4 separate regions of the Homo sapiens genome follow, and all the other regions are linked to region 1. Evidence: chromatin loops called from intact Hi-C (ENCODE). Cell type or tissue: B cell. All regions are shown on one strand.

What was found. A loop is a pair of places that touch in the nucleus more often than their neighbours do. Peaks named below come from ENCODE experiments on the same cell type or tissue, not always from the same donor. Only the 100,000 strongest peaks of a DNase experiment are listed, where the experiment ranks them.
Region 2: a loop joins it to region 1, with 7 times the contacts of the local background. A loop is called at or near these places in 3 of 110 quality-filtered maps.
Region 3: a loop joins it to region 1, with 12 times the contacts of the local background. A loop is called at or near these places in 7 of 110 quality-filtered maps.
Region 4: a loop joins it to region 1, with 4 times the contacts of the local background. A loop is called at or near these places in 2 of 110 quality-filtered maps.

The regions. Positions count from the first base shown.
Region 1 is chr21:42,532,811-42,540,810 of GRCh38, forward strand. SLC37A1 (solute carrier family 37 member 1) reads left to right here. Exons shown (of 20, transcript NM_001320537.2): 4 at 1,888-2,020; 5 at 2,662-2,740; 6 at 6,702-6,837. It overlaps LOC107987299 (a long non-coding RNA gene), which reads right to left and starts at 1,842. Exons shown (of 2, transcript XR_007067878.1): 1 at 1,333-1,842. RefSeq lists enhancers at 2,428-2,607, 2,938-2,987, 3,038-3,227, 3,258-3,307, 7,632-8,000. In B cell, a CTCF peak has its summit at 4,746 (motif pointing left); DNase peaks (open chromatin) are centred at 141, 1,931, 2,311, 3,241 and 1 weaker place; H3K4me3 peaks cover 1,573 bases; H3K27ac peaks cover 4,508 bases.
Region 2 is chr21:42,060,057-42,068,056 of GRCh38, forward strand. It overlaps a transcript of UMODL1 not described here. Among named protein-coding and RNA genes, the nearest start is that of UMODL1, 7.3 kb to the right of the region's middle. RefSeq lists enhancers at 1-399, 400-983, 1,222-1,461, 2,442-2,611, 2,982-3,091 and 2 more. In B cell, CTCF peaks have their summits at 3,908 and 4,248; DNase peaks (open chromatin) are centred at 1,525, 2,685, 3,285, 3,785 and 2 weaker places; H3K4me3 peaks cover 3,387 bases; H3K27ac peaks cover 4,691 bases.
Region 3 is chr21:42,223,843-42,231,842 of GRCh38, forward strand. ABCG1 (ATP binding cassette subfamily G member 1) reads left to right here. Exons shown (of 15, transcript NM_016818.3): 2 at 1,829-2,072. Among named protein-coding and RNA genes, the nearest start is that of ABCG1, 8.7 kb to the left of the region's middle. RefSeq lists enhancers at 4,334-4,383, 4,574-4,823. In B cell, no CTCF peak of the experiment used is centred here; a DNase peak (open chromatin) is centred at 4,449; H3K27ac peaks cover 1,128 bases.
Region 4 is chr21:42,411,186-42,419,185 of GRCh38, forward strand. It overlaps UBASH3A (ubiquitin associated and SH3 domain containing A), which reads left to right. Exons shown (of 15, transcript NM_018961.4): 4 at 1,839-2,037; 5 at 2,225-2,338; 6 at 5,257-5,426; 7 at 7,216-7,424. It also overlaps the pseudogene RNU6-1149P. Among named protein-coding and RNA genes, the nearest start is that of UBASH3A, 11 kb to the left of the region's middle. RefSeq lists enhancers at 3,471-4,670, 3,606-3,695, 3,786-4,255. In B cell, no CTCF peak of the experiment used is centred here; DNase peaks (open chromatin) are centred at 1,556, 3,286, 4,076 and 6,536; H3K4me3 peaks cover 430 bases; H3K27me3 peaks cover 179 bases.

The DNA.
Region 1 (8,000 bases):
TCCAGGGAGGACCAGCTCTGCCAAGGGAGCTGCTGGGCAGATGATGACTTTGCATTGTAAAGTAGAGCCCTTGGCTAGTTTTTGGGGACAGTGTTTAATTATAGCAGAACAGCCCAGTGATGACGGCAGAGTCACGTGACCGTGGAGCAGCTGCATCACGTGTGACATGCCGGGACTCAGTGACGTGGCCCACGTGCTGCCAGCTGTAAATCAGGGTGTCTAGCTCCGATTCAAAAGCCCTGGCCTTTTGAAAGTGGCCAGCCTTGTTGGCCACTCCCTCCTGAAGAGGGGGGGCAGGACTTCCGGCTGCTGCCTGCCTGGGCACTGGGGTGGCTCCCTGCCCAGCGTTCTGTGCCCTGACCTGGAGCCAGCTTTGTGCACTGCCCTCCAGACCCCTGGCCTCTCTCAGGTTCCAGCTCACGAGGACACCCCTCTGGTATCACGGGCACTGAATGGGCACTCGATCCCCCTAAGGGACACCCCTCTGACCACAAGGACTTCACTTGCCGCCATCACTCACGCTTGATGGGGCAACTCCTTTGAATCTTGAATAGTGCAGAATGATCACTACAGAGACCCCTGAGAAGAGAAGCATGGGAGCGACAGAGGCCACCAGGGAGGGACACACAGTCACAGAGCACATTCTGTCTTCCTCAGTTTCCCCCGCAACAAGACGAGCCCCTGCCACATGTGGCGCTGTCCTGGAAGTGTTGTTCCTCTTCCCAAGGAATGCCCTGAGGAAGAGCCCACTTAGGCCCCTCTGCCTCCCAACGAGAAGCACCCACTCAGGCCCCTCTGCCTCCCAACAAGAAGCACCCACTCAGGCCCCTCTGCCTCCCGACACATGAGCTTTCCTCTCTGCCCAGGGTTTGTTTCACAAGGGCCGTGTCATCCTAAGCTCTGTGCAAAAAGCCTGGTGTTCAGCGTCACGGGTCCCAGTGACTTCTGTAACTGGGCAGCAGCCTTGTCTGCAGAGGGGGAGACCGAGGCAGGGGCAGCAAGTAACATGCTCACACAGCCAGTCACCAAACTCCAGGGCGATGGCTTTCCCCTCCTCCCACCTCCCAGACAAGTGTCTCCAACCCTGGCCCTGCTTGCTGGTTCTGTGGACAGTTTGGTGGGTGGGTGGTCCCCTGCCCCAGGGATATTTTTAAATTGAGGTATGATTTACACTTACTAAGTATACAAATCTTCAGTGTACAGTTTGGCAGATCTGTACATGCCCATAGGGGTAGTCATCCTCTAGGTTAAGGGATGGACCCTTTCTGGCTCCCAGACAGCTCCCCATCCCCTGTCCCACATTGTCCCCCTTTAGGTAACCGTGACTCTCACCTCTAGCCGCATGGATTCGTTGCCCATGCTTGGACTTCCTATGAGTGGAATGCTGCAGTCTGTACTCTTTCATGTCTGCCTCCTTCTGCTTCATGTTATGTTTGTGAGGTTCATCCTCATTGTTGCCTGGACCTGTAACTTGTTCTTTTTCACGGGTGTGTAGCATTCAGTTGTGTGAATCTAGGAAAATGTACCCCTTCTTCCTTGTGGACAGGTGGTCAAGGATGACAGGCAGTCGGCTTTCAGCTTGGAGCTCTTAGAACTAAAACTGCTCCCGAGGCTCGTCTTCTGGTGGCATATGAAGATGGCTTATGTTCGTCACGTGCTCAGGAGTGGGGTTGCTGGAGAGTCCTGCTGAAACGTCACCAGCAGGCATTCTTGTGGGTCCTGCAGACACACCGCCAGCAGCGCCTTGTGTCCCTCTTAGAATGCAGGGTGCAGGTGCCCTGGGCAGGCTGCTGGGAGAGGAGGGGTGACTGTTCCTCTCTGTGCCCCATGCTGAGCCTCACTGAGGGCACTTCCTCTCCCTGCTTCTGCCCTCCCATCACGTCCCAGGGTGAGCTCCACAAGTACTGCACTGCTTGGGATGAAGCTGACGTCAGGTTCAGCAGCCAGAACAGGAAGTCTGGGTCCGCTGCCCCCCACCAGCTCCCTGACAATGAGACCGACTGTGGCTGGGCACCGTTTGGTAAGTCGATTATCGGTCCGTCCAGGAGCCGAAGCGGCTGTCCTTCCAGCCTTGCTATTAATCACTTTAGCAGCAGTAATGCTGTTCCCAGATGTAACTGCATTTCCATGACAGCCCTCTCCTACCAAAAAGCACATGACTTCACCGCCACGGTGTCCACAGTGCCTGTGCGCAGAGCTGTTCCTCCTGAAAGAAGGTTCTCTTTATGGGGAAATGTGCTGAAGATCATTTGCATTTTGTATTTTGGACTTGCAGGGCATAGTTCTGTGGGTGAGAAGAAGAGAGAGACACGAGGCGCTGGTGTGGGTGCTGGCCTAGGCAGGTGTGCTGCAGAAAAGCCAGTGGACACGTAAAAGAAAAGGCATCAATCAAATGTGCAGCCACCATGCACAATGGGGATTTTATCTCATCTGAATGACGCCTGTATTATATTTAGTGATTATTTGAAACTGCGGTGACTTCATTTTCCTTTGCAAGAAACTGAACAGAAAATGCACCGCCTTGTTTTCTATGTGGAAAACCACGCGTTTCACTAAGTACACCCCGATTTCGGGAACAGATGCTTTGTGTTTTATAGCCGTGCTCTAGAACATAAACTAAACAATACTGAGCTTGTCCTGCTGGTTTTCAAATTCATATAGATAAGAACAACTATCAGCAGCTGCTTGGGGCCCTGGACTACTCCTTCCTGTGCGCCTATGCCGTGGGGATGTACCTCAGGTAGGTCTCCTTCAGTTTTCCAGACCCTTCCTGGTTACCTGGCCCCTCCGTGCAGAGAAGACATCCGCTATGCTGAAGTGCACAGGCGCGCGGGATTGAGGCCCCCGCTTGCCACTGGCTTCCCTGCTGTTCCCTTCCCAAAGACGAGGCCAAGCTTAGGAGAGAGCAAGTGCGTGTGCTGTGCCCACAACACAGGACCTCGAGGCAGAGGATTTCCGTGTCCCGGGCACTGTGCCAATTGACACAGGCTGCCCTCAGCTTTCCTGGCCCTGAAGTTTAGGACCTACCATGAATCCTGCCAATCCTGGGACGTGGTCATTCAGGAACAGAGGACTAGTTTCCTGTTCAGCAGAGCCCAACCTCTCCTGTGGTTCAGAGGTTGCCATCTGTTTATATGCCCCAAATAACGAATTTCACCTGATGATCGAAACAGTTGACACAGGATGTGCTGAACAGCTCTACCTGGATGCCCAGCTTGGCCCCAGAACTCTGAGCACAGCAGAGGCAGCCATGCATGGCGGGTGGGGAACTCCAGAGAGAGACCGGCTCGGATCTGAGTCCCAGCTCTGAGTACAGCAGAGGCAGCTCTGCGTGGTGGGCAGGGAACTCCAGAGAGACACCAGCTGGGATCTGAACCCCAGCTCTACCACCTGCTAGGATGTGGCCTTGAGCAAGTTACTATACCTCTTTGGGCCTCAGTTTCCCCTTTGCAACATGGAGGAAATAATAGTTCTTATGTCATAGGATTGGGGCAAAGATTGAGTTAATGTATGTAGAAGCTCACAACGGTGCCTGGCCTGTGCTGCCAGCCCAGCCCATTCTTGATCCCACTTTGAACTGACCAAGGCAGGTGGTGAATATTATATGGGTCATAGGACGTGTGATTGGCTGATTAAAAACTGCTATTGTGTCAGTCCAGCCAGGTTTTTTTTTAAAGGCAGTATAGGGATGTTCTAGCCCATTTTCTGTTGCTATTAGCACAATATCTGAGCTTGAGTAATTTATAATGAAAAAAGGTGTATTTAGCTTTTATCTAACTGGGAAGTTCAAGATTGGGCAGCTGCATCTGGCAAGAGCCTCGTGCCACATTGTAATGTGGTGGAGGGCGTCACCTAGCAGAGGCCCCTGTGAGATGGGTTAGCAGTGAGCAGGGCATACAAAACAGACACAGCACAGGGGTGACGTTGCTTTATAGCAACCAGCTCTCACCTCTCACAATAGCTCATCAGTCCTGAGAGCGCGGCCACTCACTCCTGCGGATTCATTCCTTCGTCAAGGCGGATCCCTCATGACCCAAATGCCCTTCAAAGCTCCCTGTACCTCTCAACACAGTTATACTGGGGACCAAGCCTCAACACAAGTTTTGATGGAGACCAACCATAGTCACACCACAGCCAGAGACTGAGGCATGTGGTCCCAAGAGGCTTTTGTTCAGAGACAGAGGTCTTTACCGCCTGGAGAAACCCAGGGATCCCCATAAATGTTTAGCTGCTTCCCTGAGACCTGCCCAGAGTGTAGGATCATCAAGACCTGGGCCCCCCTACCCCGCTCAGAGCCCTGGTGGGTGGTTGGTGCCCAGGCAGGCAGTGTCTGCTGTTGGAGGAGAGTGCATAGCTCTCCCTTTATTGAACGTGTGTATTTGCCTCCTGCTGCAGAACTTGTCTAAGTGAACAAATGAATAATAAAGATTTGGAATCCCAGAGTGTGTGGTGTGCAGCAGACCAGGAGCCTAGCTGGAGAGTGTGGTGTGTACCTGGGGCTTCCTTAGCGCTTGGGTCTCAGCCAGGCTGCCAGACCTTCTCCACTTTGAGGTCAAATGTTTATATTCCCCACACTGCAGTCTTACTGAACACAAATAATCTGTGGTATAAAAAGACCCAAAGTGGGAATGTGTTTTTCTCAGTTACTGGAAAACTGCATTTAAATCTGGTTCTCAGCTGGGGGCAGTTTTGTCTCCTAGGGGACATTTAGTAATGTCTAGAGACATTTGTGGGTGTCACAGCCAGGGAAGGGATGTTGCTGGCATCTAGTGGCTAGAAACCAGGGTGCTGCTAAACATCCTACAACACACAGGACAGCCCCTAACACCACAGAATTACCGGAGCCAAAGTATCAATAGTGCTGGGGTTCAGAAAGCCTGCTTTAAGTAAATAAACTGGTTTCTTGTTGCTTATTTACGGTAAAGATAATTCTTATGCAACTTGTCAGTAAGGTTATTAAAACAAAATTTGGTCTAATGTGACATCTACACAGTAAACTCATGACTGAAAACAAGGGCACATGCTGCTGCATTGAAGGGGCCTTTTTGTGTGACAGTCCCTACCTGAGGTCTCAGTGATGGGTGCTGTTTTGTTCGCTATGTCAGATGAAATCAGATCTGATAGGGTACAGCCATTCAGCCCAGGTACTGCCTGGTGGGTTCAAGCAGGTGCAGCGTGGACTTGAATCCCTGTATGAGTCCCATGTAATGTGAAATGGTGTTTGTTCAATTAGACCTTTTCTTTAAAATTTTTCAGTAGAGATCAAAGTAGGCCCAAATCATATAGCAAGATTAGAGAATACTTCTAAGCCTAGCCAGCAGCACCCAGCTCTCAGGAGCCCATCTGGTTGTGCCAGCTGTGCTGTGACCTGGGCAGGTCAGCCAGCCTCTCAGGGACCTATCTCCTGGTCTCTGAAGTGGGCAGGTTGAAGTCAGTAACTCTCTAGCTCTACAATGCTCTTGAGTCTGTGTGTGGTGAGGTTTTAGCTGAAATTTTCACCTGGATGTTGTCTATAATTTTAAGTTACTTTCTTCTGCTTTAGTGTTTAAAAGGTCATTTGCATGATCCAAGGTAGATCTTTTTTACTTGGTGAATTCGGAAGGAAAATCTCTCTGGCGTAGGTTTTTGAGATGAAAGCTGAGAACATTGGAGCTGACTCCCGGAGTGGGGTTCATGGCAGGCAGGTGTCACTGTGTGTTAGGTTTCCTGTTTATCTGACTCCTAGAATGACCCTACAGAAGAAAGTGAGACCCATAGAGTCTCTAATGCTTGTGAAGGGCTCACGTCCATCCGTGATACTCTACAGCTTTTCTGTTTACTTAATAAGTCACAATGTTAAGTTGGTCCATAGTGACATTTCCCATAAAACAGTAAGGGATGTTTTGGATGGCATTAGGTATTGTGCTGTGATGGCGGCTAAAGACTGTTAAGTCTGTTCCCTGCTGTGAAGCTGGAGACTTTTTACCACCCCCCTCGAGGCTGTTTTAGTGAGGCGCTAAGCATCCCTTATGCCACCAGGTCCCCAGACAGCTCTAGAAGATAAGACACCAAAGAGGGTAGCTGTTTAGTGAATCGCATTGCTGTTCAGAAGGATCAGAGAGATGCCACCCCAGCATTTCAGACCTTACCATAGAGCAAATCTTCTGCCTTTAAATCAGGTCAAAGTGGTGTGGCAGGAGGCGGTAGTGGCAAAGCAGCTGAAAGCCACTTCCCCACTGAGCCCAGCCAGCCAGGTGTATTAACACAGGTGACTTAATTACAGCTCGTGGGGCCGAATGACTTGCTCAGGGTCATAAGTGATCTCATGACATTTGGTGTAGTTTGACAACTGGAATTTTAAGACACTATATACATTTACTGGATATGGTTTATGTGAAAGCAGGATTAACTAGCAAGACGAGTTCCTGTTTCCTTTCATTGGCAGCTATCATAGATAAGTCCTAGTGTTTGAATTTTATTATTTGACAGATAGGACTTCTACTAGAAATAAAATCTTCTAAGATGTTGCCAGTCTCTGGTTTCTGGTGAGTAAGCGCTCCATAGGGAAATAAGTGTATGAAATCTTCCTGGAAATTGTAAGGCTTGAGAGTTCCCCAAGCTCAGAGAACAGCATGAAAGCATCCGGCAAGAAACAGCCACGAGGTTGCTAACATTCGGGCGTGTTTGTTATTCCTATTTGTCTTTCCTTCTCTCCACCTCAGTGGCATCATTGGGGAGCGCCTGCCGATTAGGTATTACCTAACTTTCGGGATGCTCGCCAGCGGAGCCTTCACCGCCCTGTTCGGCTTAGGGTATTTCTACAACATCCACAGTTTCGGATTCTACGTGGTAACTCAGGTAAGGGTTTGGATCCGTGGCTCACCATGTACGGGGTTTCCTTGGTGAATAGGGTGGAGTGTTTATGTCACGTCACCTCTGTCAAGGTGTTGGGAAGGGGCAGAAGTGCGTCCTGTCGGAAGTCAGGGTCAGCTGACGTAACAAAGTCCTTCCCTTTCTCTTCTGCTTAGAAATTCCAGCAACCAGGAGGTTTTCCTTAATTTCAGGAGTTGCCTCGTAAAAAATGCTGTCTGTCAGTGCCCCGGCAGGGAAACTGACATGCAGAGCCCTTGGGAGTCACTCTGTCTTCATGTGGATAAGTTTGAAATGTTTTATCTTGCGAAAGATTTGACCACTTAGGGGTTGGAGGGTGTGTCCTCCAGCTGAAGCCCCAGCTGCAGTCACCCTAACAGCGGTGGCAGGGAGTTCCCACCAGGGGAGCGCCCCAAACCATCCCAAGATGGGGCTGGTTGGGATTCCAACGAACAAAGCACTAAATGCTGGGTGATCAATTTAAAGCATGTATTAGGGGAACTTACATACTGAGGGCTGCAGTGTATGGTCGCAACACACAGCGGGACAGGGCGTTCCACCTAGGTCTGTCCACAGTGAGGGGTTGGCATATGGAGTTTATTTGAGGGTTTAAGGAATTTGGCTCAGGGCCAGGGTTAGTTTCTTTCCATGTTTTGGGTCAACAACTGAAACACCTTTATCAGTGCCTAGGAGTGTTCAGGGACCAACTTGGGTCCAAGCCTACAAAGGAAAACCTGCAGCTGGTTGGGTCACAGTGAGAGGAAAAAGGGGGAGACCTGAGGAGTCTACAGAGGGATGCAAGGGCGGAAGGAAGGGCCGACTTTGGAGTTGGGCAGCAGGAGGGGGTGTGAGGCAGTCAGTGGAGAGAACAGGAGAGATCATGAAGGTGCTAGAAGGGGAGAAGGCCTGAGGACAGCGCGCGCTGGCTTTGCCCTTGGAGCTGGAGCCCTTCCGGAATCTCCTGGCTTCTGCCCTTCCCAGCAGTCCTGTGGATCAATATTCAGCAGCCGAGGGAAGCTGCTGAAATAATGATGCTCATCTCGGGCTTTGTGATGCTTCTGGGGCTCCCCAGATAGGTCAGGGGAATGCTATAAAACCATCAAGCAGATTGTATTTAATTTTGCTTTTCAAGATTTTGCCATAACACTTGA
Region 2 (8,000 bases), 470 kb before region 1:
CCAATGCCAGCATTTCTCATCACAGCACCTCAGACAAGGCAGCCTGACACTTAACAGCCCTCATTATCTGACCTAAATTCCTGCTGAAATTGAGGTCGGCCTCTTCTGATTCTGCCCCAAGTGATCTGGAGGCCTCGGTCGGTCACCATGCCCCTGTGAGGGGACACACCCTGTGCACGGAAACTGATGGTGACCGGGGCCACGTTCGCTGGTGCCCTGCCTTGATGCCCACTTCTAGAGAGGCAGAGCTCTCAGCACCTACATTGTCCTGGGGGCCGGGCAGGCCGGGACCTGGCGTGTGGCTGGAAGGGTGGAGTGATAGGGCAGTGGAAATGCATCTTGTGCCCTGTGCTCCGGCGTCCCTGCCCTCTGCATGGGTTCCTGGGTGAGGCCAGCTCCCGGCCCCAGCCTCTCCGGAGGGCCCAACTGACCCTTCTCCCTTCAGGCTTCAGTGTTGGTGCCACGGACCCTGTTGTCTGGGCATAATTGGGCGTGGGATTATGTTTAACCTACAGGTGCACACCTGTAGTCCCAGCTACTCGGGAGGCTGAGGTGGGAGGATTGGTGCCCAGGAGGTCGAGGCTGCAGTGAGCCCAGATCCTGTCATGCACTCCAGCCTGAGTGACAGAGAGAGACCCTGTCTAAAGAAACAAACAAACAAAAAAACCAGCCAATTACTAAACAAACAAAAAAGCAGTGAGGGTCGGACATGGTGGCTCATGCCTGTAATCCCAGCACTTTGGGAGGCTGAGGCGGGAGGATTATGTTTAACCTGTTTAACATCTTCCCCTTTAGACTCTGTGTGAGTCGGCTTGGGCTGGGAACAAAGCAGTGCAAACTGGGAGCTTAAACAACCGACGTTGATTCCCTCACAGTTCTGGAGGCCGGAAGGTCAAGATCCAGGTGTCTGGACAGAGCCCTCCTGGCCTGTGCTGGTGTGGGCGGAGGCGGTGGTCCCTGGTGTGCCCTGGCTGCAGCCGCCTCGCTCCCCCTCCACCTCTGTTGTCTCATGGTACTCCCTTCTCCATTCATTTGCATCCAAATGTCTCTCTTTTTATAAGGACATATTAGATTTAGGGCCCACCCTACTCCAATTTGACCTCATTTTAACTACACCTGCAAAAATCCTGTTCCCAAATACAGTCACATTCACCAGTTCGGAGGGGTAGGACTTCAACATATCTTTTTGAGGGACACAATTTAGCCCCCAAGAGACTTTAAGGCTTTTGGAGGCCATGAGCGGGTCCCACTGAGGCCCCAGGCTGGCCTGCAGCAGGCAGGGCCGGCAAATGTGTGTGGAAGGAGTGGGGCAGGGCAGAGGCCGGCTCTCAGATAGGCAGCTGAAGAAAAACCCGGCACATCCACGGGGAGTTCGTGCTGGTGTCTTCTCTCTCTCTTTTCCTCTCCTTTCTTATATGTTGGGTTCTTCTCAAATGTGAATTTTCTGTATCAGCATCCCTCCTGCCTGCCCATACCCTCCTCCCACCACCCAAGTCTCACTTCCTGTTTTCGGCCTTTCGCCTGAACTGCTTCAGAAGTTGAAACCCCACAGGGCTGGGCCTGCCCCTGCGAGGCATGTTTTTTTTCTGGAAGGAGGAAGCGGCAACGGGTTACAGGCTGGAGGCTGTCCCTGTGCTCAGATCCCACACACGTCCCCAGCAAGCCCCAGCCCCTGCCCTGCGGGAAGTGGGGTCTTGAACACTGCCCCGTGGGGCTCTCTCAGGGGCAGGTGAGGCAGCGTCTTCTCGCGCCCTCATTTCCCTCAACTTATCTCCAGGGCAAAATCCTATGCAGTGGCACCCAGTGGCCGGCCCTGACTTTGATCTTGGGTGCTTTCTTCTCCACCCAAAAGGCTCTGAGGTCATCTCTGTATCAGAAAATCAGCAAGATCTGCAGCGGGACAGTGGGGACTGATGGCCACTGTCATCAGCATCATGGTGAGCACTTGAGCTGTGGTTTCCTCAGGACAAATTGGCCTTCCCCACGTGAACTCGCGGCAGGCAGAGAATCTAGGTTGGGACCCTGGACTGCACCCGGTGCTGGGCTCCTGGCCTTTTCCCTCTCCGCCCTGCTAAGGCTGCTGTGCCGAGCCCTGGGACCATCCAACAGGGAGAAAGGCCTTGGGACAAAAATGACACTTTCTCAACATCACCCACTGTTGAGGTTACAAGAAGCAGAGAGTGTGAGAACGTTTCCAAATGAAAGTGGGGGAAGGATCGCAAAGAAGCAAGTTAGTTAGGGCTGTGCCCAGCCAGCGCCAGTGCCAACGCCGAGCCGCCTCTGCAGGGGAAACCGAAGCAGATGTGGTGAGATAATACATCCAACCCTGAGTGCTACTCTAACCTGCCAGAGGCGGAGGGTTCTCAGTGAGATGAAAGCATTACAGATGCGTTAGATCTAAGGGAGGGGCCTGCAGATGCGCAGCTGGCAGAGAAACCAGGGAGGGGCTGAACTGTCAGTCGCGACCACCAGGGATCTGAATCAGTTCACCGACAGCCTTGGGGACATTCACCTTGGGCTCCACAACCTGTCAGAAATGCCCCCAAGCCCAAAGGCGTCGAGAGAATGGCCAGGTTGTTTCAGATTGACACATATCCTAATGTACAAGTCAGCCCACACACCCCACGTGCACTGAGCGTCTCTTGTTGTTCACCCCAAATAAACTCTGCCGGAACTGGGGCGGGACTCGCAGGGGCGGAGAAGGGGGGAGACGGGCAGAGGGCAGAAGTGGATGGTGAGAAGAGCCAATGGAGGGGCCCCGTGAGAGTGAGCAAGGCTGCACCCCTAACCGACGTCCTGGGGCTACTGTACAAACAAAGAACCACAGGCTGGGAGGCTGAACAACAGACCTGCACTCTCTCGCAGCTCGGAGGCTGCAGGTCTGAAATCGAGGGGCTGACAGCGCTGGTTTCCTCTGGAGGCTGCGAGGGAGAAACCGTCCCCTGCCTCTCCCAGGCTCTGGGGTGAGCCCTTCCTGGCATCCCGGGCTCATTGTAGATGGATCACTCCAATCTCCATGGCTTCTCAGGGCTTCCCTCCATGCACCTCAAATCTCTCTCTCCTTCCTTTTGTAAGGATGCCAGTCATTGGATTTAGGTTCACCTTAAATCCAGGATGATCTCATCTAAATTACATCTGCAAAAAGACCCTTTTTCCAAGTAAGTTGACATTCACAGGTACCTGGGGTTAGGATTGGACATATCTTTTGCAGGGGTGCAGGGGGCTGCCACTGAGCCCGCTGCACAGGGTGACCTGGGCCAAGGGCCCTTCACTTTCACTTCCTCATTGGCAAGCTGCCCTGTGTTTGGACTGGGTCGAGGCTGTCAACCTTGCTGCCCCTCGGAGTCCCCCCTGGTGTCCCCCAAACAGATTCTAAGCTGCTTTCCTGGGGCTGGAGGCCAGGCATTGGGATTTTTTAAAGAGCTTCCCAGCAGGTGAGCAGCCTTTCATGGGTATCAGGAGACCTTCCTGGCAAATGTGGTGAAGGTCCTTCCTCCTGAGCGATGCCTTAGACCCAGGAGCCCAGGGAGGCTGCTCACCTGATCGTTAGGACAGGAGCAGTGGAAACCTCTGGCCTCAGACCCCCTGGAGGAATCCCTCCCTCTAAGACTCTGGGACTGGTGCACGCAAGGAGCTATCGTGAACATTGCTCCCAACTGGCCGCTTGCTTGTCCCCCGGCTCCCCTTGGCCCCAGTGGCGGCTTTGCCTGAATTAGAGGGCGTGAGAGCCACCTGTGTCTCAGCACTGCAATTAAAGCAGGAAGCCCTTTCGGAAGCAGCCGTGTGCACCAGCCTCCCATGGGTGGAGCAGAGCAAACCACCCACTTCTGCCCTCTGCCCTTCTTCCCTTTTCTCGACACCCTGCGGCCCCCCAGTTTCAGCAGAGTTTATTTGGGGTGAAAAACAAGAGATGCTCAGCGCCTGTGGGATGTGTGGGCTGACTCGTACATTAGGATGTGTGTCAATCTGAAATAACCTGGCCGTTATATGGATGCCTTGGGGCTTGGGGGGTTTCTGGCAGTCTGTCGAGCCCGAGGTGAATGTCCCCAAGGCTGCTGGTGAATCAGATCCCTGGCGTTCTCCGTTGGCAGTTCAGCCCAACAGTTTCTCTGCCGGCCGTGCCTCTGCAGGTCCCTCCTCTGATCTGATTGGATTAATATTTGAATCAATAGACTGAGTCAAGCAGAATGTGGGTGGGCCTCATGCAATCAGCTGAAGCCCTGAAAAGAGCAAAAGGGCTGCCCCTTCCCCCGAGGAGGAGAGAACCCCTCCTGCCGGACGGCCTCCGAACTGGAACATCAGCTTTTTGCTGCCTTTGGACTTGAACTGAAACATTACCTCTCCCTGGGTCTTGAGTCTGCCTACGTTGGCACGGGAACTACACGTTGGCTCTCTTGGGCCCCAGCTTGCTGACTCACCTTGCAGGTGGTGGTGGACTTGTCAGCTCCGTAACTGTGTGAGCCAATTTCAATTTCTTAGAATCACAAATTTCTTTCTTTCTTTTCTTTTTTTCTTTTGAGACAGAGTTTCGCTTTAGTTGCCCAGGCTGGAGTGCAAAGGTGTGATCTCGGCGCACTGCAACCTCTGCCTCCAGGTTCAAGCGATTCCCCTGCCTAAGCCTCCTGAGTAGCTGGGACTGCAGGCGCCCAACACCACACCTGGCTAATTTTTGTATTTTTAGTAGAGATGGGTTTTTGCCATGTTGGCCAGACTGGTCTCTAACTCCTGACCTCAGGTGATCTGCCCGCCTCAGCCTCCCAAAGTGCTGGGATTACAGGCGTGCACCAACATGCCCGGCCCACAAATTTCTTTCTTTTCTTTTCTTTTTTTAAAATCAGTTTTCTGTTTCTCTGGAGAATCCTGACAAAGAGCGCATATCTGAGAATTTTAAAATCATTTATTGGAACTATTGAATCTGTTGTATTCTGTTTTTACTTTTGAAAATCCTTGCGGCTGGGGGAATGTACACCTTCTCTCTTTTCCTCTTAAACATTAAAGCCTGATTCGAGGTAGAGGCAACTCACTGTTGTGATGTCCTTTTATCCCAACCTCAGCCCCGGCAGAAAGACTCCGCGCCTTGGGACATTGGTGTTTTCCAGGAGTGACTGTGCTGGGGCAGCTGCCTGTTGCGATGAGGGCTGGCGGGGAACGATCCCCTCTGAGTTTGGCGTCACTTATTTGGAACCCTCCAGCAGAAAGCTTTCTAAGATGCCACACTATAAACTCATTCATGCAGTTATTGCGTTTCAGTTCAGATTCTATTGCTCTTGCTTCATTATTTCAAAGCCACATGATGATATCCATTACTGGGTGCAGAATGGCCCTGATGGGTCTAGAAGCACCGTGGTCTGACCCGTCCTAAGAGATGATCCAGTCACGAAATGCTGGTGCAGGTGTGGATCGAGCCAGTTATCTTCACTATCTGGAAACAAGACCCTGAAGTCCAGGTGGCCAAGGACTGCACCAGATCTCTTTCTTTTTTTTTCTTTTTTTTTTTTTGAGGCGGAGTCTCGCTCTGTCACCCTGACTGGAGTACAGTGGCATGATCTTGGCTCACTGCAACCTCCGACTCCCTGGTTCAAGCGATTCTCCTGCCTCAGCCTCCCGAGTAGCTGGGATTACAGGCATGCACCCCCATGCCCAGATTTTGTATTTTTAGTGGAGAGGGGGTTTCACCATGTTGGCCAGGAGGGCCTCGATCTGCTGACCTTGTGATCTGGCCGCCTCAGCCTCCCAAAGTGTTGGGATTTCAGGAGTGAGCCACTGCACTCAGCCTGCACCAACTTTTACAGACAGGCTGGAGTCCTGTCTAGAAGTCAGGACACCAGGCCTGGCTGGCACCCTATTCTCCAGACCACGCTGCCCTCCGCAGCCAGGTCCCAGGACCCAGACATAGGTGGATTTTTGTTTCTGACTTGCATTCGCTCTTTTACATGAACCGTGAATTCTTTGTCCTAACGTTATTGTTAGGGCGACAGCATTCCTGATCGTGGTGCTAATGCGGTTATCAATAGGCTCCAAAGCTTATCCTTGATGCTCACGATCTCAGAGTTGGAAGAGGCCCTGGCAAGCACCCAGGCCAGTCTTCTCTGGTAAGTGCCCTATGCCCTTAAAACCACCTCAGGATTTCAAGGACAGAGACAAATTAAAAATAGAGGCTTAATTCTCCTGATTGAAAAGAAGGGAAGAGATTTTTCTCTCCTTTTTCTCTGAGCATTACTCTTTATTTATTTATTTATTTTTTGAGACGGAGTCTCGCTCTGTCGCCCAGGCTGGAGTGCGGTGGCGCAATCTCGGCTCACTGCAACCTCCACCTCCTGGGTTCAAGCAATTCTCCTGCCTCAGCCTTCCGAGTAGCTAGGATTACAGGTGTGTGTCACTATGCTTGGCTAATCTTTTTTGTATTTTTAGTAGAGGCAGGGTTTCACCATGTTGACCAGGCTGGTCTTGAACTCCTGACCTCAGGCGATCTGCCCAGCTCAGCCTCCCAAACTGTCTCCTGGCCTCTCTGGTTTCCTAGGGAGGCCAAAAGCCTAACTTAGTTGATCTTGCTCCAAGCTGCAAAACCACCTCCTGTCATGAAGATAGGAGTTCATTCTTCTTCTAGATACAGACAATTAACAAACACAGATGGTAACCCCAGTGACCAGGTGGTTCTGGGGTCAACGGTGTGTGACAAATGGCACTGTCAGGGCCTCTTCCTTAAGGACTAGTTATTGTTTATGTTGAAAACACGCATGCAGTTAGTTGTACCTGTTTGAGTCTTTAAAAGGATAAGATCCTTTCTTTGCAGTCTCTTAGCCATTGCTTGTGATGCATATCATCTTCTGGCTTAACGGTTATTCAATAATGAAACTTTTCTTTCTTTTCCACCTTTGTGGAGAGGTTTCCTGGGTTTAGAGCACACGTCTTTTTTCTTTCTTTTTTTTTTTTTTTGAGATGGAGTCTCGCTCTGTCCTCCAGGCTGGAGTGCAGTGGCGCGATCTTGGCTCACTGCAACCTCCGCCTCCTGGGTTCAAGCAATTCTCTGCCTCAGCCTCCCAAGTAGCTGAGATTATAGGCATGTGCCACCACACCTGGCTAATTTTTGTATTTTTAGTAGAGATGGAGTTTCACCATCTTGGCCAGGCTGGTCTTGAACTCCTGACTTCGTGATCCACCCCCCACCCCTCCCAAAGTGCTGGGATTACAGGCATGAGCCATTGTGCCTGGCCAGCACATTTTATTTTTAATTATATTTCCCCAGTAATGGCCTTACCTACATTTAATGACAATAAGTGATGGATACTTAAAATACACTCTAGTTCTAGAAGGCATTCCCATACATTAATTAATTTGGTTTTCATAAAATCAGGAGGCATTAAAACACCATTAAATTAGAAGGCATCACTATTCCCTTTTGGTAATTTCTCATTTAGGAAACCGAGGCACTGAATGGATAAATGCCACCCAGGGGACCCTGTCCAGCCGTTGGCAGAACGAGGACTGGACTGAGGGTATTTGGCTCCTAATCCAGGGCTTTCCCCAGGTTCCACTGTGAGGCATGCAGGGTCTGAAAACACACCGGCACGTGCGTGTCCACTGCCCCCCTGGCCTTAGCTATGCCTTTGCTGTGTTACGGAAGCACCTCTGAAGGCCTGGGCGCCTCTTCTGGGAGTTTCTCGTGTCTCTTCGCCTTCCGATCTGCTCTGGCCTTGCCACGAGAAAGCGACAGGCCCATGCTGCTCCTTGGGGCCTGGAGACAATGTCCCAACCCCAGGCCGCACCCTCGCTTTCCATCCAACCCGGCAACTGCTGCCCGTGGAGGGCCACAGTCTCCGAAGTGGAATGTGGAAAAGGAAAAGTCATTCGGGCTGTGATAAGAAAGCCGAGCTTCTTCAAAGGTAAACAGAAACAGAGACAAAGACGAGGGCACGTGTCTGTGTGAGTGAGGGAGAGAGAGATGGGGGAGGGGAGCAAAACAGAGGCGGCCCGGAGAACTCTCCAGAAGGGTCCGAAGG
Region 3 (8,000 bases), 310 kb before region 1:
AGTGTGGGCTTCAGCCACAAGAAAGAAGCATCTGTCCCTGGGCTTCAGCAGGGGCCTCACACCTGCAATGGGTGCCTGGGGAGAGGGTGCAGATGTTGCGTGGCAGCTGGCCTCCTGGGGTGGAGGTGGAGAGGACCCACAATGGGAGAGAAGTTGCTCGAGCACCCTAGGACTTACCCTCAACTGCACACACAGCCATCGGGGGTCACGTGGCAGAGCCCACATCTGCCAGCAGGATTGGGTAGAACCCAGCGCGTTCTGTGTCTTTATTTGTGTGGCAAGGTGGGGATGGAAATGGACACAGGGAACCAGACCTAGAGCGCATTGTCTTGTCCCACAGCTTTGTTGACATCCCCCCTCCAAAGCCCAGATTTGGTGTTTTTGGGGCTCTTTTGGAATCAAAGTGAGCTCTAAACACCTGGGGCAGCAGCATGGGATCCCAGAGGGCAGGCTGAGGGGCATGGCGTAGCAGCTCCTCCAAGAGGCCCTGCCACAGGGGCATTGGGACCAGCTGGGAGGAGGCTTCGGGGTCGCTCCCTTGGAGTCTGCATCTTATCATCACACCAGACCCCTAAGGAAGGCGGATCCCTTGTCAGACACACATACACCCTCCCAGCTCTGCTCGGGAATGCGGGGAACCCACTTACGCTGGCATCCAAGACACCCCACATGCCCGGGACCAGCAGACCAAGCTCAGCTTTGTCAGAGTTTCACTTGGCACCTTTAGTTTTAGCCACACAATATTATAGTGCAGGAGCTAAGTTTTGATTTCATGAAGGACTTCAGAGGTAGAAGATGCCTGGAAGGGGTGTGTGTGTGCTTTTGGCACTGTGAGATGTTCTCTCTCGATTTGGAAGACAGCAAGAAAAAGCACAGCAATTTGCTCCCCCAGGGTTCTTCTGTGTTTTGAAGGTACCTGAAGCTTATTGATTTGCTCACGGTTGCCAGGCCATTGAAAAAGGGTATTTCTTTCTTTGCATAGGTACTTCTGGGTTCTTGGCAATCAGTTACAGTTCGTTTGACTCCCAATGGAAGCTTTAAAAGCCAATGGTAGCTACAAAAGATTAGGTATTCTCTTGATGCAGTGAAATGAACACCTATCTTTTTTTTTTTTTTATGACTCAAATTCTGGGATAACTTCTGCTACTCACTTGATTGTGAGACCTGGAACACGGTCCTTAAATTGTCTATATCTCAGTTTCCTTGTTTGTCTAACATATTAAAAAATGTTAACCATTCCAACTTTTCAGCACTATTATGAAGAGGTAGCAAGAGAGTAGAATTGTAAGTGATTTGGAAATTTTAAATGCAAAATACAAAGGCCAATCCCCACAAAACTCAGCAGCTCAGGTGATGTCATTGCTCCTGAGACATTTTTATGAGATTACGCGAGAAAGGCACAAAACAGCTCAGTGTAAATATAAGTTTCTCGGTTTTTTATTTCTTAGGCACCTGGTGTGTCTTTATTGAGGTTTTTAAAATGAGGGGACTGTAAATAGATCGATGCCTATGGTGGCCAGTGTTTTCTTCTTTGAGGCAAGTGATGATTCATGGATTATAGTTTTATGATTAGATTTTATGATTCCAAAGTAAGACTTGTAGATCAGTGTAACACTTTACCTTAAGCATTTTTTAATAGAAGAAAATGTGACGGAGATGACAAATTCCTCTAGGTGGGCACATTTCTCCTGGGGCCAAAGGTGCTCCTGCAGTGGAAGAAGTGTTGCTATTAATAACCAATGACCCTGAGCCTCATGGTGAATCTCTTCATGTTCTTTTTCTTGATGCAGCTTATAACAGGTCTTGTTGCTTCCTCTGGTTTTTCTAGAATGCCAGCAGTTACTCTGCAGAGATGACGGAGCCCAAGTCGGTGTGTGTCTCGGTGGATGAGGTGGTGTCCAGCAACATGGAGGCCACTGAGACGGACCTGCTGAATGGACATCTGAAAAAAGTAGATAATAACCTCACGGAAGCCCAGCGCTTCTCCTCCTTGCCTCGGAGGGCAGCTGTGAACATTGAATTCAGGGACCTTTCCTATTCGGTTCCTGAAGGACCCTGGTGGAGGAAGAAAGGTAGGGAGGGCGGCTGCTTTGTGTATCAAGCTGGGAGGAGCCTCTGAAGGAGGCAACAGGTTGTTTGGGCAAAATCGGGGTCTGGAGGTTGAGAGGCTGAGCTTCTCTTCCCAACGCCGTCACTGCTGTGGTCAATTTATTCTATTGCTTTCTGCCTGAATTTTCCTCTCCTATAAAATGAACAGGTTGGATTTGGTGATCTCAAAGTTCATGGTTGCTCTGAAATTCTGCGATGTCATTATGGAGAATTTCACAAAGATTGACGGGTGTCAAAGTGTGCCTGTTTCTGGCATGTGCTGAGAGAGTCCTCTTTTGTGGATGCTGTTCATGTCCATCTTTCAAGATGGAACTGTTTTTCAACCGCCCAGAGCAAAATGGGGGACAGGTGCCCCCCTCCCAAGCGTGAAGTGTTAAAAAGTGGCCAGTGACCTAGACTGACCTCTCCAGAGACCCATCTTGAAAGGATTCTTTTGTGGGTGGTTGTGGTAGGCTAGAAAGAAAACTAAACTGTTGAAAAGAGCTGATACATAAAAATAGAAAAAACAGAGAGGATAGAGCTCAGGAGGTGTCTGGAACGCCACACAGTGCAGGAGTTTGCCACTAGCTTGTTGCATGTTACAGGAAATTGATGAGTGGTAGTTTGAGTTTTCTCAGCAACCTTCCCTAGCTCTAGAGTTTCACAGTTTGTGGAGTTAATGCCGCCCTGGGTTGGTGTGTTTTTTTCAAGCCTGATCTGTTTCTTCTGTGGAATTTATCCTTCATCTCCTTATGCTCCAAGCACTCATTGTCTGCTCCTAAGTGGATCAGACAGGTGGGTTGGGGGAGCTGATAGGCAGAGGACGTGTCAGACTTCATCAAGAAACCATGGTCCCTAGTTTCTACTGAATCATGGAAAGCAATTTGAAAATCTGGGAGGACTTTGGAACAATACAAATGACTCAGGTACCCCTGGAATATGCTAATATTTTAGGACTTTGAACTTAAAACTGGATTCAGCCCTTCTTTCATTTTGAAGAAGACCAATCAAGACTCACGTTTTAAATTTTCAGTTGTCTTTCTTCTTTTCCCTATTATCTTCTTTTTGTTTTTCTACCCTCTTGAAGCTAAGTCTTTGAGACCCTTAGCATGGGCAGTCCCATCTTCATTGTAATCACAATTTTAGAGCTTTGAAAGACTGGTCCCTGGGATCTGCAAGCCCAGTTGGTGGCTGGGTAACTGTATGTCTGTGTTTGCACAAGCAGAAACAGATTCAGTACCTTCTCAACAGACAACAGTATAGCACTGTGATGTGATACTTGCATTTTCAGAGCATACCAGCCTGTTCTGTTAAGAAAGCAGCTCTGTGGCAGGCTCAGATGTGGGCCCACTCCTTTGATCATGTTGAAATTTCAACATAGGGTTCTAGAATTCTCCTTCTCAACTTAAAGAAATATTTTATAGAAAAATGTATCAAGAAACCAGGACACCGCGTCATGTTTTGGCGTCGTTTGTCTATATAGACAAATTATGGCAAAGCAGTGAGCAACATAGAGCGATTCCTGTCCGTCTGTTATGTGTGGCCTTGGAAATGTTGTCATGACAGTAGAAAATGCTGGGAAAGGTGTCTTGTAAAATGAAGATGGGTTGTAATGCAGAAATGAAGACATCTGAAACCTGGTGGCATCTGGGTTTGAAATGTCTTGGCATAAGCCTGGCACACAGGTGTAGCCAGTGTTTGCAAGCAGTGAGTATCGCTCCCCTACCCAGTGTGTTTGTCCATTTTCACACTGCTATAAAGAACTACCTGAGACTGGGTCATTTTTAAAGGAAAGAGGTTTAATTGGCTCACAGTTTGGCATGGTTGGGGAGGGCTCAGGAAACTTACAATCATGGCAGAAGGTGAAGGGGAAGCAAGGCATGTCTTACATGGTGGCATGGGGTGAGGGGAGAGAGAGAGAGAGAGCATAAAAGAACCCACACACATTTAGAACATTAGATCTCATGAGAACTCCCTCACTATCATGAGAACAGCATGAGGGAACCGCCCCCAGGATCCAATCACACCTCTCGCCCAGTCCCTCCCTTGACACGTGGGGATTACAATTCAAGATGAGATTTGGGTGGGGACACAGAGCCAAACCACATCACCCAGTATGTGACTTGTCACCCCTATATTCTCTAAGTGTTTAAACTGATCACATGAATCATCACAGTTAGCCAGCTGGTAATGGCTTGTAGTGAGGGAGGAGCCCCAACTGTCCATTCTTAGGAGCGCAGCCCGGGCGGGGTGGCCACCAGATAGAGACTTGCCCTACAGTAACCTTGTGTGCTCAGGCAGGGGAAGAGCCTGCAATGGGCCGCCGAGGGACCTGCCCATGACTCAGAAATGGGTGGAGCCAGAGGGGTTGACAGACAGGATATGTCTGCTGTGTTCCAGCTGCTGGTTTCTGCAGGGGCCAAGGGTAGTTTTGCTGTCTGGCTTCCTACCCACTGCCCTCCCCAGCCACAGCAGCACCTGCGTCTGTCTTCCCTCTCCCTGCTCCTCCTCCCCTGCCTGCCCCATCCTTTCCTTTGTTCCTGGTGCCTACAATTCAGAGTCTAGATGGTTTATCACTCCAGCACACAGAATAGAAAGGAAACTGAGACAAAGGTGGTTAAGGGACTTGCCCATGCTCCTGGGCTTGAAAGGGGCAGGGCTGGGATGAGGACAGCAATTTCTAGCTCTGTGCACTCCGACACAGTGGCCATGCCTTGTCTAGCACAGGGCCTTATGGGGTGCCAGGGTCCATGTAGCCAGCAGGGAAGCAGAGCTCTTCCTGGAGGCTCTGGTGCCCACAGGATTTCCTGCTGTTGGTGGTTCAGTTGCCACTGCTGAAGAGTTTTTCCTGCCAAAGGGTGCTAGCTGCAGAAGCCCTCTCTGTGCCCACTGTTGTCCCAACACCAGCCTGTTCTTGGGTGCTGCGTCCAGTTGGCTCCAAACTTGGGTACCATATTTCCCCAACCAAAAGCCAGGACAATCAATAACAGTGCGCATTAAATGCGGATCTTGTGTTGGGGCTGCAGGAGGAGCTGCATCCCACTGGACCTCACCCACACGGGTCGCCACCCTCCTGGTCCGCCTCTGCGCCTGCTGGTCCACCAAGTCGGCCTCTTTTGCCCCTCCCATGCATGGGTTCCTCCTGCTCCTGCTTTTGTCCCTCCAATTGCTGGCGGTGGTCTCAGTCCCCAGCCATGATTAGGTTAGGCTGAGAAGTCAGAGCCCAGCCTCACTCTGCATTTCTCTCTTCTCACAGTGGCGGAGTTTGTATTTGGCATCATCTCTGTGCGACTCCAAGTGTGACGTTGGGTCAGGGGCTACTTCTCTGACTGCTCTCAGTATATTCATTTTGCTGTCTGTATCAAGTCCATTGTTTTCAACTTTTAAAAATTCAGTTTGATGCATTGAGCTAATTGTAATGATCACGCGGAGGCTGGATGTCCTGGCATTGCTGGGGAGGTGTCTCCGAAGGTAAGAAGTGAAGCAGTTTTGAAAGTGCCTGGTTCTGGCCGGGCACAGTGGCTCACGCCTGTAATCCCAGCACTTTGGGAGGCTGAGGCAGGTGGATCACGAGGTCAGGAGTTCGAGACCAGCCTGGCCAACATAGTGAAACCCTGTCTCTAGTAGAAATACAAAAAAAATAGCCAAGCGTGGTGGCGAGTGCCTGTAATCCCAGCTACTCGGGAGGCTGAAGCAGGAGAATTGCTTGAATCCAGGAGGCAGAGGTTGCAGTGAGTCGGGATCGTACCATTGTACTCCAGCCCAGGTGACAGTGTGAGACTCTGTCTCAAAAAAAAAACACAAAAACAAAAGAAAGAAAGAAAGAAAGTGCCTGGTCCCATGGTTCACAGTAGGGCAAAGGAAACAGGAGCTCGGGCGCAGAGCTGATTCACTCAAAGGCAGAGCCAGGGCTAGGACCCAGCTATTCTGACTCCAAGTTCCTTCCCATTACAAAGACACTGGACCACTCCGGTTGTTTCCAGGAAAGACTTTTTCTCACATGATTTCCCCCAAAACATGGTGCTGCGATACAAACGCAACATACAACGCCCTAGCAAAGCTGAGCATTGTGACCAGAATAACTTTATGAAGTCCTACGTAATTATTTTAAAGAAGGAGAACTTCACAATCCTTACAAGAAAGGCGATGCGGGAAACAGTAGCGGCATTTTTAAGAAGAGATGCCAGGCACTGATTCTGTAAAACTTTTGAGCTTGACAGTTACTAAGCGTTGAATATGGCATTTTAACAAAACATCTTGTATTTTCAATTGTAGTTACATTTTCACCATATGACTAATGATGTCTTTGGAGGGAAAACTAGATCATATAATAGATTCCTAGCAGAAAACATAATTGTGAGAGGAACTATTCTCAGGAGAGAGGAGTACACCCCAAGGATAATTTCCCCGGCCTCAGATACAGTAATTACTCTCCCTCAAGGAATTCACTCACGTAGCTTGTGTTGATGGGACAAATGGCTCGGAACAATATCAGCTTTGGTGCTGTCACACAAACTGCGCTGGGGACAGATCAGAGTGATCTGGTTTATTTGTTCCTCCTCACCCTTAGGTGTGACTCTTTTGAAAGCAGCCTTTTCTTCCTACAGAGTAGACACTATGTTGAGAACATTTAGGAATGTGGTTAAGAGTAAGTTCACAGAATAAAATTCTTCTTAGGTAAAGATGATGGGGATGAGCAGATTTTATCGTAAGCTGCTTTCAGAGCCCATTCACACAAGGGTCTCATTTTATTAGGGCGTGATTGGCCACAGTGAACAAATGGAATGCTTGGGTACTCGTACACTGCCCATCCCCCAGGAGATCCCGGCGGTTCCCACGCGTAGTTGACTGAATGATAGCCGTTCTTCAATCCATTTGGCTCATGGGGCCGATTCAGGAAGGATCTGCACATTCTTCCTGTGGAAACCTGTGACATGAGGCTCAGAGACGTGACCAAGGTCATAGGAGTGGGGAGGAAGGAACTCAGAACCAGGTCTGTGGGATTTCAGGCCAAAAAGGAGCGTAGCAAGTGCTTAGCTCTGACGTGGGCACAGGACTGGACCACCAAGGCACAGCTGTGCCTAGCCCCGTGTTATGAAATGGTGTGGGGTTGCCTTGGCTGTAAACTGATGTATTTTCCTTTTAATTGGCCTGCTTGGATGTCAGCGGCCATTGGCCATTTATAGGGATTTCCTGTCCCTCTGGAGAGGCTCCAGCTTCCCTCTTCTCACCAGGAAGGGGAGGCTGATGTGCATGGCGTGCTTTCTCTCCAACAGGTGAAGCGATTCTCAGAAATCAAATTTACCTCCCAAGATTACCTTGAGGCGAAGTTCAGGTTGAGAACAAATGTAGTCATATCTGGGGCTTTAGAGCGTTTTCTTTCCTATCTGCAGTCAGGCCGTGGCCTCCACATGGTGACGCTCTGATGGAATGGAATGTCGCCTCCTTCTTTGAAACCCAACCCTCCAGGCTCATCCTTGCCAAAAACCAGGAAGGGGTTAAATATTCCGGGCAGCGCCAAGTCAGATTATCTGTATTGGTTTGCTTCTACGCTATAAAAATGCATTTGGACACCTTTCTCAAATTCGGGGTTGCTTTCTCTTAATTTCTATAGCCATTTCACAAGGCCTGTAATGACAGGCCAGCTAAAGTGCATGGAAGGCATCATGAATAAATCCTTTCAGGAATTCCATTAAGGGAAGACTGGATTCCAACCAAGTGCTAGTGACTTGATCCAACCTGCTAGAACAGGGAGGGGAGGCAGCCCGGTTAAAGGCAGAGTGTGGAGATCCTGTGGCTAGGGGTTTTGAGAGGGGCAGATGCTCAGGCTGAAGGGGGATGGATAGTTCCCTAGCATAAGTGAGTTACTTTTGTGCTTCTTTGAGGCTGTTGTGCTAAAGTGGGCTTTCTTG
Region 4 (8,000 bases), 120 kb before region 1:
ACACACAGACACACACATATATACATGCATACATGGATACAGACATACACAGACACACACAGATAGACACACATACACACTACATGTACATAGGTACACATGCAAACAGATACACACAGATATACACACACAGGAATACACAGATACATGCACATAGACACACACAGACACACACAGAGACACACATTAGATAGACACACATGCACAAACACAGACATGCACATACATGCACATACATAGACAAATGCACACATACAGACACACACATAAGCACCACATGCACACATATGCACACAGATACACACATGCATACACACAGACACACATATAGACATACGCAGACACACAGACACACATAGACATACGCATATGCAGACACACACACAGACACACACACATATAGACATATGCAGACACAAACACACTCACACACCTCCCTCTGTCGTTAGCTCCTCCCAGTCCCCCACCCCAGTTCTGGCCTGGCCGTGGTTAGTGGAGCTCCCCTCACAGGCAGAAGAGTGTAACGGAGACTCACTGTGTACCTTGATGCTGTAAAATGAAAACACTAATCTTCCGAAGTGTGATATTGATCACAGCTACACTTATAACATGACTATTCTTGAAAATTACATATCTGAGGCCAAGAAACACAATGTGAGACGGATTCAGGAATGGACATGTGTTCACTGGGTGGTTTTGTGTTGAGTGCCGTTGAGGGTTGCAGAGAAAACAGACAGGGAGGAATGTCAGGCCGGCCTGTCCATGGGGAGACGGAAGCTGCATTAAACACTGTGATCTGGCCTCATACTTGGGCTTGTAAGAAGCACTGTGGGAAATTCCGAGGGCAGCCCGGTGCTGGGAAGAGAAGGGATCAGGCCAACTCCCGCCAGGAGGGTGTGGTGTCTGGGTTTCCCCTGTGGTCCGATGTGGCCAATGGCACTGGGAAGGTTTTCAAGCCCAGGAAGCAGCCTCCCCAGGGCGGTAGGCAACACCGAGCCCAGATGTCAGGAGAGGCTGCGTCTGGCTGGAGGATGGGGGTGGGAGCCCCGTGGGCAAGGCTGTCGGGCCAGCACCTGTCGGGCTCCGTGGGCCTGAGGGATTCTCCAGGTGACAGAGAGCCTGCGGCCTCAGGGGTGGGAGCTGCATCAGAAAGAGGGTCCTGCAGCCACTCAGGGGGCATCAGGGAGGCCGGGCCAGGGGCTGTGCAGGCTCAGGTCCTCCAGGGAGCAGACCCCAAGGCAGAATTCCCAGTGCAGGAGACGCACAGGGGAGAGACTGCTGGTGAAGGCAAAAGAGGAGGAGAGGGTTGGAGGCAGGCAGAGCCTCAGTGCCTTAGAGGAGTCCCTGTGGAACCCGACTCAGTGCTCAGCCGTGGAAGAGAGGGTGGCCCCGCAGCTGGAAGTGCAGCTGAGTCCCGCTCACTACAGGCTCTGAGCAGTGCCTGGGCAGCCTTGGAGTCTGCTAGAAACCTCCAGAAGCCAAATCATGCAAACCTGAGCAAAGCAGTGTGCCATGGGACTGAGGAAAGGGCCTGGCAGGTGATGAGCACGTGCCATGGAGGGAGGGGATGCAGTTCAACGACCAGGGGATTTCCAACCTGGGCACCTAAAGGAGACTCCAACCTGCAAAGAAACTTACCTGAAATATTTGAAAAAACCGAGGTCCAGGTATAGAACAAATCCATAACCCCAGACACAAAGGGACGCAATAAATTATGTTACAGCGCTTTGAACAGAAAAGAATCTCACTTTAATTGCTGCCTGATTGTTATTAATTAAATTAATAGATGACTTCTGATGAGAGGTGTGGAAACACAGGCTCTGTCTCTGTCCCCTTAGTGTGAAGACCAGAAGGTGGAATGCCTGTACGAGGCGCTGAAGAGAGCTGGAGACAGGCTCCTGGGCTCCTTCCCCACGGCCGTGCCTCTGGCTCTCCACTCCTCCATCAGCTACCTCGGCTTCTTCGTCAGTGGCAGCCCCGCAGACGTCATCCGGGAATTCGCCATGACCTTCGCCACGGAAGCATCTCTCTTAGCAGGTGGGCAGCCCTGGCCAGTTGCAAACACAGGGCTGGATTCACAGTGAGTGAGCCCTCTGTGGCAGGGACTAGCCCCCGGCACATGGATGCAGTGGGTGGGTTCCAGGGGAGCAGAGCCCAGCAGCAATGGTGGGATGGCTGGGTGGGCTTTCTTCCGGGCTCAGTGGCTGCACCTGTCCTCACCCAGGCACTTCCGTTTCCCGCTTCTGGATTTTCAGCCAGGTGCCTGGACATGGCCCTAACCTGAGGCTGAGCAATTTAACTAGAGCCTCCTTCGTGAGCCACTACATCCTTCAAAAATGTAAGCCATTAGAAAGCTTCCGGACCAGCTTTGGTCTTCTCTTTAGGCGGGAATAGCCTTGTTCTCATTATGTGGTTTTTAAAATGCTTAGCTATATGCCAACAGCCTGGGAAAGTGCCCCAGAAGGGTGTGCCAAGCATCAAGCCTGAGTGGGTGACTGTGACGGGGTTGGAGGCTGGTGCACACAGGGAGTCAGGGCCTCCCCACCCCAGCCTTGAGTGGGAGACACACAAGTCCTACGTGACTTATTTCTGTATTTTCAGTATGAGCTTAGTGCTCTCTCCTTGGCCTCTCCAGGGAAAGATTATTTAGACTCATATTCAGAATCATCAAAATTCCCTTCTCTCCAAACACCAGCCCTGGCCTGGAGACCAAGGCTACCATTGGGGTTTAGTGGAAAGGATTGTGGACTTGACGTCAGAAGATGTGATTTTTTTCTGTGTCCCTGATGAGTGGCATGACCTTAATCAAGTCATGTCCACTCTCTCTGTCTCTTTTTCTTTCTCTACAAAACAATGAGGGCTCTCACTCTTCAAGAACAATGTTGCCTGAGTCTGTGGCCCATCCTGCCATAGTTCCCGGGACACAGAAGGCACTCAGTATTGCTGAGATTTGCCGACTCTAAAATCTGACGAGGCCGCAGTGCCTTGGTGGGAGGGCTCCCCACTTTCTCTCTCTGGGAGCGTGTCTGTCTGTGCTCAGACATGTATGAAGCACAGATCCTGGCCTGTAAATCCATCCCTGAATCCTGGGCTTCCACTTGGATGGCAGCTTGTGAGTCTGGAGATCGAATCTGCTGAATAATTAGAAAGTCGCCCCCGGTCTTTGTGGATTAGTATCCTTTATCAAATGATGGCTCTTTCACACCCAGGCCCTCCCCCAGTGAACCTCATTGGCAGCATCTTAAAAACAGGAAGACTGAGGCTGCAAAGGGTGAAGGGCCTGCCCAAGGTCCTGTGGTGTGTAGAGCGGTGTCCCCTAAAAATGTTTGTCCACCAGGAACTTGGGAATGTGACCTCACTTGGGAATAGGGCCTGTGCAGATGCGATTGGTTGGGAGGAGGTCACACTGCATTAGGGTGGGTTCCCGTAAGGGTAGAGGCCGCACAGAGACACAGAGAAGCCATGTGCCGACTGAGGCAGAGACTGGAGTGATGTAGCCACAAGCCAAGGGACGCCTGGGGCCACCGGAAACTGGAAGAAGCCAGGAAGGACCCTTCCCAGGAGCTTTCGGGGAGAGCACAGCCCTGCCAACACCTTGATTTTGAACCTCTAGTCTCCAGAAATGGGAGGCAATACATTTCTGTTGTTTGAAACCAATCTAGTCCCCTAACCAGGCTGGCGGAGCAGGGACCTGAACCCACCTCTGTCCTGCTCCATGCTGCCTGGGTTCATGCTGGGCAGCCCCACTTCCTGTGGGAGCCAGCGTTGACCTCACATCTACGCCCCGACCCTAAGCAGGCTGTGTCCTGCCCTTCCATGGCCCATGCTCTCAGCCTGACACCGAGGGGGTGGAGGGGACTCTCTCAGTGATGAGTGACCAGTCACTGCTCTGAAGTGGCCGAGGTCCCTCTTGGGGCAAATGCATGAGGCCCCCTTGCCCGCGTTGGTCCTCCCCAGTGAAACGTGCCCATAGGCACAGGTCCGCAGAGAGAAGGAAACGCAAGGACCCGTTCAGAAGTCGGTGTGACTCACTCTGACGTCAGCAACCTGCAGTGGGTCTTTCCCAGGCCACACTCACTCGCATGGCAAGGCGGTCCTCCCCGACTGCTAAAAACAAAAGTCAGGAAAGGAATTTCCCCACCACCTACACACTCATGCTGCTCCCCACCACCTACACACTCATGCTGCTCTGGGCTGTGCAGCCTCAGTGCCCCAGCTTTCCTAGAGACCGTGGGAGCTTCCCATTTGCCTCTAAAGGCTCACCTCTCACGTGGGAGACAGCAGTGAGCCCCAACTTCGGGGCTCCAGGGAAAGGCTTGCATCAACCTTGACCTTTTTTAGGGGGTGAGCAGATCCTGTTTGTAAGTGCCCTGCCGTGGAGTGGGGGCAGGGTACGTCTGTGCACCGACACGGCGTCTCTAGCAGGAAACTTTAGGTTAGGAGGCTGATTTCCCACTGCAGCCTTGGCGAGCAGGCGCTGCCGTCCTCCAGCAGATGCTGCTGAAGCAGAAATTGGGCAGGCCCAGAGGCTCAGTCAAGGTCACCCTGCAAAAGGGGGCAAAGTGCAGCCTAAAACTAGGTCTATCTGACACCAAAGTTTGTGTTGTTCCCGTCAAGACACAGACCGCCTCCCTAGGACATAAAATACTTTGTGGCTCAACTGAAATCAGATCCTGGCTGCTTTGGTGATGCCAGCTGCTCTGCTCAGACTGACCTGAGAGCCCCTGGCAGGACCAGGGAGGGCTAGGGCCACAGGGGCAGAGGACACCCAAAAAGACCTGAGGCTCAACCACTCCCAGGACTTCCTGCTTCACCAAAACAAGGTGAACCTTAAAGACACTGTGTGTTTTATAGTTTTGTTGCCTAAAGAGTTTTCTTCTTGAAACTCTACGATTAAACAAAAAGCCGTTGAACTGGAGCTCGGGCCTGCAAGTCCAGGCCACTGGGTAACGTGCACACCCCGGGGAATGGAGGAGCCGTTTACTCTGTGCATCTGAATCGTGCATTCGGGCAGCTAGCCTGCAAACCGATAGGCCCCCGAGACCCTGAACCCACATCTCCATATCGTCCTCTTTCCTACTTCCTGGAAAAATCTACAGGGATCCAGCCATCTCCTTTATGATGTGAGTTCTGAGCGGGCCAAATGAGCTCTGAGTTCTGAGAGCCCTTGCCTTGTGGAGGAAGCATGGAGGTCGGAGGAAGGAGACATTTAGGTAACGGTGTCCTGGCACCCTCTGTGTTTCCCTGATTTCACAGACTGCTCCGTGAAGCCTTGCACCAAACAGCTGCATCTGACCTTGGCCCACAAGTTCTACCCCCACCACCAGAGGACGCTGGAGCAGCTGGCCAGAGCCATCCCCCTGGGCCACAGCTGCCAGTGGACCGCAGCACTCTACTCCCGAGACATGCGCTTTGTGCACTACCAGGTGAGAGAGCTGAGCAGGGGCTCATAAGAAGCAGATGAATGGGCTGGGCTCGGTGGCTCACGCCTGTAATCCCAGCACTTTGGGAGGCCGAGGCGGCGGATCATGAGGTCAGGAGATGGAGACCATCCTGGCTAACATGGTGAAACCTCGTCTCTACTAAAAATACAAAAAATTAGCCAGGCACGGCGGCGGGCACCTGTAGTCCCAGCTACTCAGGAGGCTGAGGCAGGAGAATGGAGTGAACCCGGGAGGCGGAGCTTGCAGCGAGTGGAGGTAGCATCACTGCACTCCAGCCTGGGCTACAGAGCGAGACGTCTCAAAAAAAGAAGCAGATGAGTGAACGGCCACTCACCTGACAGCATGTACCCCCTGGAGCCCTCCAAGGGAGATATGTTAGTAGCAAGGAAAATTTCTATTGCTTCTCTAAAGCCATTCTCTTTCTTGTGCAATTTACAACCAGCATTCTTTTATATGTGAGTTAGAGATGCACAGACAACAAAATAGAAGCATTTCCAATATTAGAAAAGGAAGCTGGGTGTGGTGGCTCACACCTATAATCCCAGCACTTTGGGAGGCTGAGGCAGGTGGATCACTTCAGGTCAGGTGTTCGAGACCAGCCTGGGCAACAGGGCAAAACGCTGTCTCTACTAAAAATACAGAAAATTAGCCGGGCGTGATGGCACGAACCTGTAATCCCAGCTACTCGGGAGGCTGAGGCAGAAGAATCACTTGAACCTGGGAGGTGGAGGTTGCAGTGAGCAGAGATCGTACCGTTGCACTCCAGCCTGGGCAACAGAGCGAGACTGGCAAAAAAAAAAAAAAAAAAAAAAAAGACAGAAAGGAAAGGACTATTGTAAAGATCTATGAATACATGTTTTGCTTATTAATTCTTTTTTATTTATTTATTTTTTAAATGTAGGGGCCATGCTAATCTTCTCTGCAGCATTCCAATTTTAGTTATATGTGCTGCCAAAGTGAGCACAATTCACTTTAAAGAATGATTTGAGTGAAACCTCATTCTGGGACTTCCTGCCCATGAATCGATGGGTTTAGAAACGAAGTGTGTGATGCTCCTTTCAGACCCAGAGAGCACGTGTGAATGAATCCACCATGTTCTGTATCGTATGAGGTGTCAATAACCTCACACCGAGGAAGGCGGATGTGAAAGTCTGCTTATGCCTTCAGATCTTTTGTAGACAAAAAAGTACCTAGATGGATGGATGATGGATAGATCCCAAAATGTATCTCTTTTTTTTTTCTTTTTTTCTTTTTTTTTTTTTTTTTTTTTTGAGAGGGAGTCTCACCCTGTCACCCAGGGTAGAATGCAGTGGAGTGATCTGCGCCCACTTCAACCTTCGCCTCCCAGGTTCAAGTGATTCTCCTGCCTCAAGCTTCCCAAGTAGCTGGGACTACAGGCACCCGCCACCATGTCCAGCTAATTTTTGTATTTTCAGTAGAGACGGGGTTTCACCATATTGGCCAGGCTGGTCTCAAACTCCTGACCTTGTGATCCACCCACCTCGGCCTTCCAAAGTGCTGGGATTACAGGCGTGAGCCACCGCGCCTGGCCCCAAAATGTATTTCTAAATCTATCCAAAGAATTCTATGCTGCGTTTCATTACATTCTGTGCTATATATTGCCAGACAAAGCTTTGGATGGAGTCTTGGAGACACAGAACACATTGGAGGGGCAGAAAGCAGGAGGTGGCAGGTGATAGGCCTCCTATTGCTGCCATTTTCCAATGTAAATCTTTGCTCGAGACGTGAAACCCCTTTGCCTCTTTTCTAGACCCTGAGAGCCCTATTCCAGTACAAACCCCAGAACGTGGATGAGCTGACGCTAAGTCCTGGTGACTACATCTTTGTGGACCCCACGCAGCAGGACGAAGCCAGCGAGGGCTGGGTGATTGGGATCTCACAGCGGACGGGCTGCCGGGGCTTCCTGCCGGAAAACTACACGGATCGAGCCAGTGAGTCTGACACGTGGGTGAAGCACAGGTGAGTGCTGCCTCTGGCTGCAGCCCCGTCATCTCTCTCTGAGTTACTGTGTGAGAGTGCCCACCTGCCAACAGTGTGCTTCTAGACCATTCCATTATTGGTAAAATTGCATTCTGTATGCTGACAAAATTATTCCTGCAGGTATATAGTAAACATCTTGGTTCGTCCCTGGTTTTCTGATGATAACATTCAAAAAAGAATGAATTACTCTGCATTAGAGTAATTTGAGATGGTAATCCCCAAATTACTGCAAAATACTACTTCTTTATCACACACATAATAAATTATACTCAGAGGTCCTGAGCTTGGGTTTATTTATTCTTCTGCTCCGTGTATGAAATGTAAAGTCCTAGGTCGTATTATTAGTTTTCTATGACTGTATAATAAATTACCACTAAAACAAAGTGCAATTATTATCTTATGGTATTTATGGGTTGAGAGTCAGAGTCCAGCTTCACTGGGTCCTCAGCTCGGGGTCTCAAGGCTGTAATCAAGGTGCCTGCCAGGGCTGGGCTCCCCACTGAGGCTTCACACCCTCGCCTGAGCATACACAGTTGTTGGTGGGAGTGATTTCCT